Regions from separate parts of the Homo sapiens genome. Here region 2 is linked to region 1. A link is a loop called in an ENCODE intact Hi-C map of the cell type or tissue named here. Cell type or tissue: heart left ventricle. All regions are shown on one strand. Links, peaks and the distances in the headings refer to the core of each region. The heading gives the core; the rest is flanking DNA.

Region 1 (8,341 bases), core at 63-8,062:
ACTGCTGGGCACAGCCCTACCCTAGACCATGTGTACACACCACGGTTATTGGTCTTCACCGTGCATCAGAATGGTCTGCAGAGAGTTTAAAAACAACAGGTGTGTGAGACCCACTGCTTGGAGACTGTGTTTCACATGGTCACGGGTGGGGTCCAGGTGTTCATATATTTTGGAAACCGGGTTGGTGATTTCAATGAGCAGCCATCATTGAGTAACACTGGTGTGTGTCCGTGTGTGCACACACACGCATAGGCAGTATAAACACGTATGTTAACATGGGCTCCACTGCAGCCTCGGCTGAGCGTTAAACATGGACCTACCTGTGTGACTGGCTTACTGTTGAGGCCACCGGAGATCTCTTCACGTAAAGGAGCCCAGTGCGAGCGAAGAAGGACTCAGGCAGCTGAAGCCGCTGGGAACAAAGCCTTCATCATGGGGGTGGGAGGCGTCGTGCACCTGAGTGCAGCAAGGCACCTGCCTTTCAGCTCCGTCCCCACATCCACAGACTTGGTCCTGGGAGACGGACATCTTTAAAGAAAAAAGAAAAAAAACTCAGTGACTTGAGGTTGCACTAGCCAACAGAAAGGAACATGGAGTTACGAAAGCGACATGCTCCTCACTTCTCCACAGATGACCTTTCATTTGCTTTTGCAGGATGAGGCCGTCAGTGCCTTGCCACGAGTCTGAGGTGGGAAGAAAGGGTCGCAGCTCCTGGCACATGGCAGAATTAGCGAAGCGTGCCATGTGGAGGTCTGAGGTCTGCAGGTTCTGAGTAGACAGTGAAACCCACTGCTCCCGCCATCCCTTTCTCTGTCACACACACACACCTAGTGACCTTCAAAAGTGTCTCGGGAGAATTTGGCAGGATGCTCGTGTCCTGTGCCAGTGACAGCACTGTCATCACTGTTAGTGTGACCCTATCTGTTTTTCAGGCTTGTAAGGTGACCAGGAGGAACATACGTACACACACACACACACACACACACACACACACACACAAGCGTGGCCACCGTCCCATGGGAAAGTGAGGACAGGTTCACACTCTGGGGACATGGGAAGCAAAATATCACAGTGGAAGCTGCCCCCAAGCCGAAGACGTGGGACACCAAGTTCACCCGTCTCTTCCGCAACCACGAGAAGTCTAATGATGGGAAAATGGAACCAGCCCACACAGCGACACTGGAGTCACCTCTTGCACTTGTGTAAACACACACAACCAAGCTACAAGTTACATGAATTTGTTTCTGGCATTGACCAAAATCCCCCGTCTCTGGGAACTGGTGAACACAGTATCTGGGATGATATTTCTGACCCTATATTTCTGACCTATATATTTTTTTCTTCATGTTTCTCTTTTTAAAAATTCTTTGTCTCTTCCAATGAGTTTATAATGGGCTAGCCACTTTCTTGATAAAGGGCATTTATTACAGCTATAGAAAAATCTGGTTTCTCTGTCTACAGATAGTAAGTCACATCTCAAGCAGTGAATGTCTCCTTACAAATTTGCCTCTAGCCGGTTATGTGTGATGCTGAAACTGAAGATCTGTCACCCTCCAGAACATCTACAGGATGAATGCCTCCCACAGTGGCTAGTCAGCCAGAATTGTCTCCTCCCCACGTGAACTGTGGCCAGGCACAAACATCTGGCAATGGCCCTAAGTTGTGATGAGAAGAAAGTCACTGTTTAATGCTTTCTGAAAATTTCCCTCTCACTTTGCAGAAGATGATGACTTGTTACTTCCTAAATTTCGCAGTTGGGAACCCTGGTTTTCCCATCCAGGTTTTGCTGTTTAACTCTCCAGGCTGTAAATGCAAAGAAAGGAGTCAGAGTTAAATGAGTGCCTCCTGTGGGATGTTTTAGAAAGAATTCAATGAATTCAATTCCGTAAGAAGGTCTGCAGTTTTATCATTTAAATCATCAAGTCTATACATTAACAAATTTGGGATTAAACACTCCAGGTGTATGATATAGAGGGGACTTGTTTTCCAAGCCCTCTGTGAAAGACATGCCAAATGCTTACATTTTTTAGCATGAGATTTTCTTTATTAAAGGAAACCAGCTTAAACACTTTCAGAAAATAATCTCGAACAACAAAGAAAACTGATTTACCTTGTGTTTCCCTACTGTTTTCTGCAATCGCTTGCCGTACTAAAAGGGACAGACGGTGCTTTTAACAGAGTTTGTGAAAAGGATGCACTATCTCTTCAAGGTTTAAGGCCCTCTGTTATTTCCACTATTATTTTAATGATCTACAAAATTCATATGGATTCCACATAGATTAACCAACACCTTCCTCACTAGTTCATTCCAATGCCACATGTAAATATTCATGTGAATTCAACCAACTGATCAAATGTAAGAACTTGATGTTCTTTAATTTTGTTTTGCTTTCCTCAGATTTATTTCTGAGAATCTAGGGACATAGAATATGCTAGTTTGGATGGCTGTGGATTTGATTAAAGATTTAAAATAAAAGAAGACCTAATAAATATTTTATTTTCTTCTTACACACACACAACCCTTTTACTCGATTTTTTATTGTACCCAAAGACATAAGGAACAGATGAAATGATATATGGGACCCTCCCAACACTGGGTGCCACCGATTTTATGAAATGTATCATTGATCACTGATCATAATCAGATGCACAATTCTACCCTAATTGGAAATACAGAACAGAGCACTCAGTCAATAAAAATTTGAGAGCACATTATTTAAACTCATAAAATACCTAGAATTTTTGCTCTTCAATTATTAATAAGGAAATGTCATGATATTCAAATGATAAGAGATTTCTTTGAAAAGTTTTTTTTGTTTCGTTTTGTTTTGTTTTTTTTAAGAGATGGAGTTTCCTGTTGCCCAGGCTGGAGTGCAGTGATGCGATCTCGGCTCACTGCAACCTCCGCCTCCTGGGTTCAAGCGATTCTCCTGCCTCAGCCTCCCGAGTAGCTGGGATTACAGGTGCCCACCACCACGCCTGGCTAATTTTTTGTATTTTTTAGTAGAGACAGCATTTCACCATGTTGGCCAGGTTGGTTTCGAACTCCTGACCTCAGGTGATCCACCCGCCTTGGCCTCCCAAAGTGCTGGGATTGCAGACATAAGCCACTGCACCCGGCCTGAGAAAGTTCTAAACCCACTATTTCCCAGATATATAATTTGGTCAGCGCATGTGTCCTATTATTTGAAGTTTGATCCATCACAGTAGGGATGACAGTTATTAATGTTGCATTGAATTCATGGAAGTGTCAGAAAAAGCAATGCTTGGAAGCCAGTTGTTCTGTGAGTTTGTGTCTTTCCTCTCTGCCTCTGCATGCGATCTCACCGCCCATGTTAAATGGATGTCACCCTTTCTCCTCCTTGGATTCAACCTGCTTACCCTGGGCTAAGGGAGCCACAGAATGGCCAGTGCGGGAACTGTGTGACTCAGTCTCGGTCCCATCTCCTCGTCTCTGTCCTCTCAGATCACACATAGTCCTGTTTCAATCACTAATCGGGAACAGCTCTGTTAATTCCACTATAGAATTCTTCTTTCTCACAGTTACTCAGTCAGTAGCGTTTACTGAGTATCTCCTGCATCCTGGGCACTTCTCCACTCCAATGTGACAGCAGTGAATCAAACGACAGCTAGCCCTGCCCGCAGGCACTTGCATTCCAGAGAGAGGAGACAAAGAATACAAAACTAAAAATATAAAAGACGATGTGCCACACGTTGGAAAGCGATACATACTCTGGAGGTGAGTAAAACATGAAGACAGAAATATGACTACAGTGAGATAATTTTACCCTCAAAATCTAGGGAAATTTGTAAAAGAGAAGGGATAAGAAATAAAAAAATGGCAAAATGTCACATTCACAGCAAGAACTTTCCTGGTTCAATTCATTTATATTTTTACTTAAGTTTTAATTTTTTTTTTTTTTTTGAGATGGAGCCTCGCTCTGTCCCCCAGGCTGGAGTGCAGTGGCACGATCTCGGCTGCCTGAAGCCTCCACTTCCCAGGTTCAAGCGATTCTCCTACCTCAGCCTCTTGAGTAGCTGGGATTACAGGCATGCACCACCACATCCCGCTAATTTTGTATTTTTAGTAGAAACGGGGTTTCACCATGTTGGCCAGGCTGGTCTTGAACTCCTGACCTCATGATCTGCCTGCCTCAGTCTCCCAAAGTGCTGGGATTACAGGTATGAGCCACCGCACCAGGCCTAAGTTTTAATTTTTTTTAATTTTTATTTAATTTAATTTTTTTTTTGAGATGGGAGTCTTGCTCTGTTGCCCAGGCTGGAGTGCAGTGGTGCAATCTCAGCTCACTGCAACATCCTCCTTCTAGGTTCTAGTGATTCTCGTGCCTCAGCCTCCCAAGTACCTGGGATTACAGACGTGTGCCACCATGCTAAGGGGCCACTGCCGATTCTCCTGTAACAAAAGACAGGTTAACAAGAGAAAAGCACACAGATTTGTTTAATCAAAGTTTTACATAACATGGGAGCCTTAGGAAATGAAGACCCAAAGAACCAAGGGAAAACTGCCCATTTCTATGCTTAGATTTGATGAAGAGTGGTAGCCCTGCGGAGCTGTGACTGGACACAGAGGGAGCGATGGGACAGTGACAGACAGAGGGGGACCCAGCTGGGCCTGTCTGGGTTCCTCTTGGCCTCCCTGTGTGGCGTTCCTTCTTCCTGCGTGTAGGGCAGGGCCCCTTCTGGAATGAGGGTCTTATAACCTACTTTCAGGAAAGTAAGTCAGAGAACTTCTTTATGGCCAGCTCTTACTCAGAAAGGCAGGGAAAGTTCCAGTAGTGATTCTAGTTTCTAATGGCTGGCTTTGGGGAAAGAGATTCTAGTTTCCGTGACCTGCTTTAGGGAAGAGGATTTCTGGTTTCTATGACTCACTTCTTGGGGGAATGAGGGGCGAGAGACAGGAGGGCAGGAGAAGGTCAGAGACTTGGTTCTGAGGCTGCTTCTGAGGCTTTCCAATGCCCTTTAGTTCAAAGTCCTCAGCAGGTCAAGGCCATACTTGGGGTGTCCTTTTCGGAGCCGTGACTTATGACTTAAAGCAAGATGAACTGTTTTGCTATTATGTAGCAGAATCAAGATGAACTGTTTTGCTATTATGTAGCAGAATCAAGATGAACTCTTTTGCTATTATGTAGCAGAAACAGAATTAAACCTAGCCTGCAGAATTCAGAGTCCCATGTGTTCTATTGTTATGCTATCCCAGTGTATGCCATTGAGTGGATAAAATGAAATGGCATCATTGTGCTTATCCCATAGGAAGCAACCCATACATGACAGATACTGCTATTATAACTCAGCACCATCCATTCAGTCATCGTGTGGTCTTCATCTTTTGAAGCCTCATTTTCTCATCTGTAGAACTTGCGTGAGTATTAAGAAGATGTCTGAGGATGCCAGGTGCTAGAGCTGCAGAGAGAACCTGCAGAGAGAAGGGGTGTTGGTTGTGTTGGTTATTAGGGTGTCTCAGGCCATCGTTCAGCACCCTGACCTCTTCCTTCAAGCTGAGCCCTGGGGAAGGGAGCAGAGGGGCATGAATAGGTCAGTTTTGGGGCCCGCCCTATGACCTCCACATCTCTCTTCTTCTTTCCTCTTCTCCAAATTTTAGAATGTGCATCCTTTCCAATCTTTTTTGTTGTTAATGTAGTTGTTTGTTCATATGCCAGTACCGCAGCTACAGAGGCCCTGAAATGCCAAGAATTAACTTCTTTTCTTCCCTATACTGTTTTAAAGCACAGGTTTTGTTATAATTTTGATAGGGCAAGACCAGTAGATAGGAGATGACTACCATTGAAAAAAAAGTCTGATGCTCACAGATGCCAAGAGGAGTGAGCGCCTACAGTGTGTGGCCACACGGGTAGCACCCGGGTCAGGCAGGAGGCAGAGTGAGCAGGGGGAGAATGCTGGGGAGAGGATTCCATGGGAAGGAGCAGGCAAGGCAGGGTGAGCAGGCTCAGGGTGGAGAGCTTGAATAATTTCAGCAGACTCTGGGCATAGGGCCTGTCCCTAACTGTCTGGTACCTGGTTTGGGGTGATCAGGGCAGGGGGAATCATGTTGAATTTGAGATCCCCAGTAGAGGACGTGGTTAGGGGCATGGGCTTTGGATTGGTTCATGTGCATTTGAAAGGCTCTCTCTGGAGGCGGGGGTCCTTCACTGTCTCTAGGAATCGGCTAACTAGAGACAGTAGTAAGCTAACTGACTGCCAGTCCCCCCAGGCTCAGCCAGACTCCAATGTCAAACCATAAATATACATAAAATAAAAAGACATGGTTAGACACATGCATTCTGCAGTGTCAAATAACACTTGGGCAATGGAAAATTCATATCTAGTCTCCCAGGTGGGAAAAAAAAAAAAAAAGGAAATATCAAGAACGGTTACTATTGCAAAGTGTTATCCCACTAAACACCCTCTATCTCTCTGTGTTTTGTAGCATGAAGCTTTGTTACCATGACGTCACATGCTATCCATGGGGTTTTGTTGCTGTTACAGAGGTCCCCGTGATATGCTGTCCTGCATTTCTAGACATGTCTTTGGTTTGGAAGCCTGACACCACCAAAAGAGAACTGCAGTGCAAATGGTTTTGAAATCCTCCACTAATCATCCTAGAAGCTCAGCTAGTTCCAGGGCCTTCCATAATTCCAATTCCAAAGGACTTCATATCAAAACATTCTTTGCTTGTTTTGCTACCCCCCAAGATTGCATTTATCCCTTCTCTGGAGATTTTAACAGTTGGTGAGCTACCCTAGGCTCTGGTGGCACCTTCTATAAGTGACCCTTGACCTTCCACTTTCCTGAACTGATGAAAACATAGCTGTGTTAGCTCAAATAAATATTTCCTAACTGCCTGCTTTGGGGAAAATGCTGTGTGAAATGCTTGATGGATTTATTTATTCAACACCTGTTTATGAAGTGTTGATTATGTGCTAGACACTTTTGCAGACATTGAGGATACAGTAGTGGACTAAATAGACAAAGCTCCCTCATGGAGCTTATTTTGTAGTGGGGTAGGCGGGTGCTGGCAATAAACAAGGTGAAAATATATGGCATGTCAGGTGGTGATAAAAGCCAGGGGGTAAAATGATGCCACGATGGGGGAGAGGAGGCCTGCCACTTTAAATAAGACAGTAAGAAAAGGTCTTTGTGAAGGTGACATTTTAGCAAAGATTTGAAGGATGTCTCTGAGAGAGGATTGTTGGAGATGGACACAAGAGGGATTGAGCAAGAAACACAAGCAGTGGCAGCTGAAACCTGGGTTTCTCAAAATGGAGTTTATGGAGAGTGTGTGTAACAACAATAAGATAAAAAAAGGAGAGATATAAGATCAGTGCCTTCACCTCAAGAACTTCATGGTCTCATTAGAGAGGTTTCCTAACAACAAACCATTAGAAATGAGACAGAGCAGGGATCCCTCTTAGGGGCCTGCAAGTCCCTCAAGCATGAAAGAAAAATCTTGAATTTCTTCAAGGGGAATTCCAGGCACCCAGCTATCCCTGAAGAGTAAATGAGCAACTTGACCAGCAAGAAGGTAATAGTAGCTTAAAACAATAACCAAGGGAGTTGAAGTCATGGGGTGTTTGGTAAAGTCATGGGGTATTTAGATAAAGCTTCACCTCCTTACCCAATTGCAAACCCCAACATCTTTGAATCCACCTGTGACCTGTGGAACCCTGCTTCATGACACCCTACTTTTTTAGGCCAAACCAATATAGAGCCTCAATATATTAATTGACTTCTTTGCCTGCAATCTCTGCTTCTCCAGATTTAAAATCTCCTACCTGTAAGCCACCGAGAGGTCAGGTCTCAATTGTAAGCTGCCCAATTCTCTTTCCTTGGCATCCTGCAAATAAACACCTTGCTTTCCCCTGCTGCAAACCACGGTGTGGATGTTTGGCCTCACCCCACAGGAGAGCAGACACCAGTTCAGTTCAGTAACAGAAATAGGTCATTAAAGATGGATTCTGTCTACAGTTCACCCAAGCAAGTGAAGTCTGTGTTAAAATACTCAATAGTATCTCTCTTAGCTCTTGCCAGAATGAACATGAAGTCAATGACAGGTTGGTAACTCATAAAATTAAGGCAGATTTCCACACTCATCGTCACCACTCTCACCTAACACTTGGTCAGCATCTACTGTAAACAGTTTACTCTACTGAGTGTAGGAAGAGGCACAGTCGTGAGTGTGAGCTTCCTGAGTGGGGACGTCCTGCGCTGTCACTTTTAAGGAAGGCTTCACGTAGGCCATGCTGGAACCCAGAGTGCCTGAGACAACCGCTAGGGAGGAGACTTCCTGAGGCCTGTGGCTGAAGGAGAATGAGCCAGGGCTTCT
Region 2 (8,341 bases), core at 69-8,068, 170 kb before region 1:
TGCTAAGGCAATTCAATGGAGAAAGGACAGTCTTGCTAAACAAAGACTGGAACCATATGTGTAAAAATGAACACTGATAAATACACTGGACCCTATACAAAAAGATTAACTTGGAATGGGTCATAGAGCTAAATGTAAAACTCAAAACTATAAAGCTAACAACAGAAAGACAAAGAACCCAATTCAAAAATGGGCAAAGGGCTCAAAGAGACATTTCTCTAAAGAGGATATGCGAATGATCGGCAGACACACGAAAAGATGCCCAACAGCGTTGGTCACCAGTGAAATGCAAAACACACCCACAATAAGAGAGCACTTCACACCCATGAGAATGACAATAACAACAACAACAGCAAAACCAGAAAATAACAGATGTTGCTAAGGATGTGAAGAAACTTGAATACTCATATACGGCTGGAGGGATGTGAAACGGTACAGCTACTGTGGAAAACAGTTTCATGATTCCACAATAAATTAAACACAGAATTGTCATATGACCCAGAAATTCTACTCCTGTGTAAAAAGTGAACACAGATCTTCAAACAAAACTTGTACACCGATGCTCACAGCGGCATTATTTACAAGAGCCAAAAGGTAGAAACAAACCAAATGCCCACCAATTAATGAATGAATAAAGAAAAGATGGCATATTCATACATTGAAATATTATTAAGCCATAAAAGGGAATGAAGTACTGATACATGCTCCAAGATGTAGAAACCTTGAGAACTTATGCTAAATGAAAGAGTGAGACACGAAAGACTATATGTAACACGATTCCATTCCATTTATACGAAACACTCAGAAGAGGCAAATCCATACAGGCAGGAAGTAAATTAGTGCCTGCCTGGGGCTGGCGAAAGAGAAGAATGGGGATTGGCTGCTTAGTGGGTATGGGGTTTTTAGGGATGATGAAAATGCTTTTTTTTTTTTTTGGACAGGGTCTTGCTCTGTCACCCAGGCTGGAGTGCAGCAGGGTGATCATGACTCACTGCAGCCTCATCCTCCTGGGCTCAAATGATTCTCCCACCTCAGCCCCCCTAGTACCTGGGACTACTAGTGGACACCACCACCCCCCAGCTAATTTTTTATTTTTAATTTTTTGTAGAGACAGAGTCCCACGAGGTTGCCCAGGTTGGTCTCCAACTTCCCGGCTCAAGCGATCCTCCCACCTTGGCCTCCCAAAGTGCTGGTGTTACAGGTGTGAGCCACTGTGCCTGGCCATGAAAATGTTTTTGAAGTAGATAGTGATGTTGGTTTTGCAATATTGTGAAGGTAGTGAATATCACTGAATTACATACTTTAAAGTGGTTAAAATGGTAATTTTAATATTATGTGCATTTTGCAACAATAAAAAAATCTGTAAACCTTATAGAAGAAAACAAAGGAGAAAGTCTTTGTAAATTTGGGTTAGAAAAAATGCTTTATATTGCACACAAATTGCACAAGCCATAAAAGGAAAAATTAACACACTGGACTTGATCACAGTTAAAATACTCTGCTAAATAAAAGGGAAACCACAGAAAGGGAGAAAATATTCACAAAATATGTATCTGATAATAGGCTGGTATACAGAATATATAAAGAATGTACACAACTCAACAATAATAAAACAAACAACCCAATTTAAAAAAAGAAGCAAAAAAATAGGCAAAAGTTTTGAACAGGTACTTTAACCAAAGAGGAGATGCAGATCTAAATATGGACATGATAAATGCTCAGTACCATTAATCATTAGGAAAATGCAAATGAAAACTATTACACACCTTTCAACTGGCCAAAATATAAACAAAACAAAATCTGACAATATCAAATGCTGACAAGGATGTGGAGCAACAGGAGCTCTCATTCACTGCTAGTGGTGATGCAAAATAGTACAGACTCCTTGGAAGATCGTTTCTGATACTGTTAAACATAAACTTCATGCCACCTGGCAGTCCCAACTCCTTGGCATTTATCCAAGAGAAATGAAAACATATGTTCATACAAAAACCTGAAAGTGAATATTTATAGAGGCTATATTCATGGTCACTAAAACCTGGAAACAACACAAATGTCCATCACCTGGAGAGTGGATACAGAAACGATGGTACATCCATACAACAGAATGTTACTCAGCAACAAAAAGGAAAAGGCCACTGATAGTTGCAACAAATGGACGCCTCTCAAATGCATCATGCCAGTGAAAGAAGCCAGACCCAAAAGACTAAGTATTGCATGTTTCCACTAATAATACATTCTGGAAAAATAAAACTATAGGGACAGAAAGCAGATCAGGGTTTGCCAGGGGCTGGGGTCAGAAAGAAAATCAACTGAATGGGGCCAAGGACCCTTTTTGAAGAGATGAAAATTTTCTACACATTGATGTGTTGGAAGTTCTGTAATTTGATACATTTTTCAAAATTCATTTATCTGTACTCCTAAAAAAGGTGAATACTGTATATAAATTATACTTTCATAAACCTGACTTTAAAACATGACTGAGACTATCACTTGGTTAAGGCTAACCAAAAGGGCTTTGGCAATCCTATTGGGAACAATTTCACTGGTAAAGCCTGAAGCGAGACTGAGATAATAGCGTACATTTATTCAATGAGGTAGAAAGCAAGGCAGAGAATAGGAAGCGGGTGCTTCTGCTGAGTGCTCCATTAATCAAGTTAAACTGTTATTTCTTTCCCCCTAGGCTTGTAATTCAAACCAGGGAAAGTTTGGGAGAGAGGGGGAAGGGGGAGAATGGAGTTATGATTCAGAATCTCCAAGGGCATTTGTGTTTGAAAATTTTATTTATGATATTTAAATTTAGAGAAAAATCCCTATTTGTCAAATAAAAACTAGGGAAAGGAAAGAATGATAACACCTTTGGTAGATGAGGATATCCAGAATAAAAACATGACTCACTGGGGCCATGCTCCCTGGGGATTCTTTGGTGTGGCGGGAGTGGCGATAGAGACAAGATTTTTTATAATAAAACATGGCAAAGGATAAAACAATTAGATAACTTCTGTCCCCAAAACTTACACTTATCTTGTGTTTAATAACAGATTCAGTGTTGATAGAGTCTGAGAGTATTCCCATCATAATGTAAGTCTGCTCCAGTGGACTTTTTACCACTTTGTGTTTGAGCCTCAATTAGTAGGAAACAATCTGTTCTAAGATAAGAAATCAAAATCTAATTTTGTTATTTCTCCCTAGTGAGTGGACACTTTCTTTGGGATTGGAGAAAAGGGACTGAATTGGTTTCCCTTTAAAATGCCTTCAGTATCTTTTGGATTGGTGCACCAAATTCTCACTCTGCCCAGTGTGGAGGTGACTGCTGAGTGCCGAAATGCCAGGACCAGAAAATCAAGCTGAACACATGCGTCAATGGTGAACAATTATAGCTCAGAATCCATCCTCGCAGGATCTGGGGTCCCTGTGATTGTATCATCCAGACATACATCCTCCTCTCCTCCCAACTGCAGCAAGTCCAAGCCAGATCTCGCAGGATGAGTAAGCGACATATGGCATGTGTGAAATTCCACTCCACCCTGTTGCCCTTCCCAGAGCTGCTGTAGACGGCAGCAACGATTATAGCAACCTTGACTCCATAAGGAATGTGACAATTTAAACCCTGCAGACTGTTTAGCAATGAGTTATTCCAAGCAGTAAGTTGTACCCTAGAGCCCTGGAATGAACTGAAGAAGCACTGGGCTCACATCTTAGGAGATCTGTTCATCAGGTAGAAACTGGCTTCATCGGCAAGGATTGAGATTTTTCTGCTATCGTTTTTGATGGCTAGTCTCATCAAAGAGCAAACAGCATGTCTCAGATTACAGCTATCAGTCCTTTGGCATTCCGCAGGCTTCTCACATTCATGCCGAGTCGCAGGGCTGACCTGGCCTGAATTGTGGGATCTGAACTCTCCCAGAAATTTAAGAACCCCCAAATTTGTCCCCAGGTCATGGTTTGGGATTGGGGCCACCCAGAAAATTCGACAGACTCAGAGACTCCTTGAGAATGATGCTTTAAGCTGCAGTCTCAGATACCCCGAAATTATATGAGTACAGTGGAATGGAGGCAGAGAAGGGGATGCGCGGTGATGACTTTTTCATAAAGGCCCTAGGATCCAGGTCAAGTCTGTAGTGGTCCCCATGATGATTCTGGGCTTCAAGGGTATTCTGGGGAAAGCCAACCTGCAGGGATTCCTGAGTGCCTTTAACCACAGAACCCCTAATATCATGGAATAAAAGAGAAGTAAAAGTTATTGGACAAGGAATGGTAACTTTTAGTTCATGAAATCCTTTGTGACACACCATCTCAACTTTTGCTTTGGCAAATTTTTTTTCCATGTCAACAACTGCTGTGACTGATTTTGAAACCAGGAAATCAACTTGAATGCAAATAAAAATTCAAATGGATGCAAATTTATGAAAGGTAAACTTTTAAAAAAGTCTTAGAAAAACTGTCACACAAATGAAGATTCTAGTATTCTAGTGGTTCAGAATTAAGTCCAGGTTTTAAATGTTCTTTATAAGGATATCTCTTTTTTTTTTTTTTTTTTTTTTTTTTTTTTTTTTTTTTTTTAAGAGGCAGGGTCTCCATACATTGCTCAGGCTAGACTCAAACTCTTGGGCTCAATGGATCCCCCTACCTCAGCCTCCCAAGTAGCTGGGACTACAGGCAGCCACCACCATACCTGTCTAGGACATTTCTTGACATAGTTTGAGCCTTTTATCTGACGGTTAAGTCTGCTGGGTTCAGTACTGTTTCATTTCTATAGATAATATATCCTAAACATTTTCAAGTTACTTGAGATTATTAGATGCAGTGAGATGAACCAAACTAAAATATCTCTTGTAGCCCTTTCACTAGCTGTGGCTTATTTATATTAAAGAAGCACACAGTAGTGACACATCTGTGACACAGGGACTTGACAGCTGCTAGGTGGTACGAAAAGGTTGGTTGTTTTGTTTATTTTGGACAATGCCCATCAATCACGAGAATGATGTTAGAACCACCTCTTATATAGCTGGCCCTTACTGAAACAAGCACTGTTGTTCCAGGACCCTGTCAGATTAGGGCTCCATCAGACTGAAAGAGTAGCTTTTTCCTGCTCAGGGTCTAATAAAGCTCCTGGCATCTTGGCACACCCTTGTTGACCCTGTTGCCATTCTAGAGAGCAGACACTACCCAGTGGAGCCACCAGAGCTTCCCCAAACCCACTGCGAATTCCGACTTGAGACACTGCAAGGCTCAGCCCATTGTATTTTGAAGTAGGATTTTCCTTAATGAAAAAAGTCTTTTTCATTATTTCTGTCCAATCGACAGATAAAGAATTTATGAATTCCAAGTCACAAACTGGGTTAGATTGTCGCCTGCCACTCTTCCTCTCCCTGCCATTTTTTTTTTTTTGAGATTCTGAGAATTTTCCCATTATAAAATAAGTCCACTCCAGTGCAGATAATTCCTCACTCACATGCTCTGAAATTCTTGCTTCTGCCTAAACCCTGTCCTGTCTCTGTGATTACTCTTTTAGACATAATCTTTGTGGCTTCACCCCTTGTTGCAGAATAAGACAGTAGCCCAGCAGGCCACACTCTCACAGGGGCAGGCCTGGGACTTTGCCTATAAAATAGAAAATCAGCTGCCCATTTTTTCAATTCCAATGAATGTGTAACTATCAAAGAGCTTATTCCATCTGGTCCTGTTCACAGAAGACTGAGAGACGACAGACAGGAATGTTGATGGCCAAACCACTTAATTTCTATTGAGTCTAAAAAAGAAATGAAGAACAGTTCTAGGCTGCCAGAAAACAGAAGATAAGCATATGGTTGTTAAAATTACAAGAACAACTGGGGCAGAGGAGACAAGCTGCTTGCAATGGCGTAAGGATTTCTACGTTGCGTTTTGATCCACACCCACCCTGGCAATGACTGCTATTGCATAAGCCTTCAATTCTTCAGGCCTGTGCAGATACTGATTTAGAATTGGTCTCTGGCTTGTTATGAAACGAAGCTCTTTCATGGCACAAATGTGGAGCAGAGGCGAACCTGGTTTGAAGATGCCTATGAGACCTATATTCTCATCCTGCCCCTCGGGCATGAGTCACCACTTCCCCCTAAAATATGGAAAAATGCTAAAGTGACTTTCATGTGGGATGTACAATTGGTAATGACTGAGTTGGGAAAAACACACAACTCCCTGAACTATCCACATGCCATGAGTTCTCAAGGCAGTCTTGCTGAGATATTATAGGAAGTCTAACATTCTGCTGACTTGTCCCATATGTCGAGAGTCTAACAATTTTACAAACAAGTTGTTAGAGGGAAAGAGGACAGTGTCTTCATGGTTGTCAGAGAGACCCAAGCAAATGACAGCATGTAGCTCCTTGGTATCCTGGCATCACTGGCCTTGGAAAATTTTGCTGCAATGATAGCTCTGTTCTCCTACATCAAAATAGGGACTTAATGAATTTGATTTGTGAGTGCTATTAAAAACCCATCTTCTCTTCTTTGAACAAGTAAGCCTGGTCAACTGCCTGTGCTGAAAACCACTGAAGTGTGTATATCATATGTTTTACAAGACTCTAGTTCTATTGAGTCGGGTTGAAATATGCTTAAGAGCATGTGATGGTTAATTTTAATGCATCAACTTGACTGGGCTATGGGATGCCCAGATAGCTGGTGAAACGTGATTTCTGAGTGTGTCTGTGAGGGTGTTTCTGGAAGAGATGAGCATTTGAATTGATAGACTTGAATAAAAAAGATCCACCTTACCCAGGGTGTGTGGGCATCATCTCATCTGTTGAGGGCCTGAATAGAATGAAAAGGCACACGAGGGTAAATTCACTCCCTCTCAGGTTGAATTGGGACACCTATCTATCTCCCGCCCTCAGATGTTGGTGCTTCTGGTTCTTGGGCTCTCAGACTCAGACTGAGACACCAACGGCTTTCCTGGTTCTCCAGCTTGCAGACAGCAGATCGTGGGATTTCCTGGCTGCCATAATCACATGAAGCAATTTCTATAATAAATCTCCATATTTATGTATAAAACATATATTCTCTGGGGACCCTCGGCTGATACCAGGTGCACTTGTTAAAAATCATTTAGAGTGGAGAAGATGAGTAGCTTATCTTTCATATTTTGCCTCTGACATGGCTATTGTTAAACTCGGAAAACCTGTATCTTCCCAGACATGAAGAAATTCACCTTCAACTACCACAAAGACCATGATTTGGTGTTTACAAGTTTATTTAGAAACAGGTATTTTTTAAAGTGGTTCCATATTCTTTTACGTTCCTTTAAGGAAATATAATAATATGATTATAAAGGAAAGGTGGATTGACTCACGGTCATCTCTATGAGACAGGAATAAGCAAGGGGTTGCACTTACAAGCTGTCCTTTTGGGATTTTTTTAAAATCATATTCACATATATATATATTACATCGTGTAAAAGACTTGTGATGGTTAATACTGAGTGCCAACTTGATTGGCTTGAAGAATGCAAAGTGTTAATCCTGGGTGTGTCTGTGAGGGTGTTGCCAAAGGAGATTAACATTTGAGTCAGTGGGCTGGGAAGGCAGACCCACCCTTAATCTGGGTGGGCACCATCTAATCAGCTGCCAGCACGGCCAGAATAAAAAGCAGGCAGAGGAATGTGAAAAGACTAGACTGGCTTAGCCTCCCAGCCTTCATCTTTCTCCCATGCTAGATGCTTCCTGCCCTCGAACATCAGACTCCAAGTCCTTCAGTTTTGAGACTCAGACTGGCTCTCCTTACCCCTCAAGCTTACAGACAGCCTATTGTGGGGCCTTGTGACTGTGTAAATTAATACTTAATAAACTCCCATATATGTATCCTATTAGTTCTGTCCCTCTACAGAACCCTGACTAATATAAGACTGTAGAGAAAAACTTCATGTATGTAACAGGGACCCTTGCATAACATAGAGCTTAGCTTATACCAGAAGATAATTGTTTGATGAATGAACAAATCCTTTCAGGGTACAATAATTCAAAGCTTTTAATACGTTTAGCATAGCAACAAAAATCCATGGAGTCAACACAGCTACAGGCAGCCGATCCCTGTAAACATCCCCAGGGCACTCTCTAAAACTGTAAATTCGGCTCCTATTTTTTACATTCTAACACACCCTCTGTTAAGGCCACTAAGTCACTCATCTCTCAGGCAGGATGAAACAGAAAATAGCTTAAGGACTAGCGCTTTCAGCCCATTGCTGTAGGTTCACCAACCTCAATGCTACCTCTTATTCTAGACTGGTATCTGCAGAGTGAGATACTATTCTCTCTAGTCCCAGATCATATGCTTCTTCCATAGGTATAGGTAAGGTCACCAACCAA

Evidence for each region. A loop is a pair of places that touch in the nucleus more often than their neighbours do. Peaks named below come from ENCODE experiments on the same cell type or tissue, not always from the same donor. Only the 100,000 strongest peaks of a DNase experiment are listed, where the experiment ranks them.
Region 2: it touches region 1 in a loop (3-fold over the local background); 14 of 110 quality-filtered maps call a loop at or near these places.

Annotation. Positions count from the first base shown.
Region 1 is chr4:186,012,008-186,020,348 of GRCh38, forward strand. It overlaps LOC124900830 (a long non-coding RNA gene), which reads right to left. Exons shown (of 3, transcript XR_007058420.1): 2 at 321-528. LOC124900829 (a long non-coding RNA gene) reads left to right here and starts at 5,305. Exons shown (of 2, transcript XR_007058418.1): 1 at 5,305-5,380; 2 at 6,446-6,874. In heart left ventricle, for the core only: a CTCF peak has its summit at 3,439; no DNase peak of the experiment used is centred there; H3K27ac peaks cover 2,688 bases.
Region 2 is chr4:185,844,097-185,852,437 of GRCh38, forward strand. It overlaps a transcript of SORBS2 not described here. Among named protein-coding and RNA genes, the nearest start is that of SORBS2, 36 kb to the left of the region's middle. In heart left ventricle, for the core only: no CTCF peak of the experiment used is centred there; a DNase peak (open chromatin) is centred at 3,315; H3K27ac peaks cover 5,418 bases.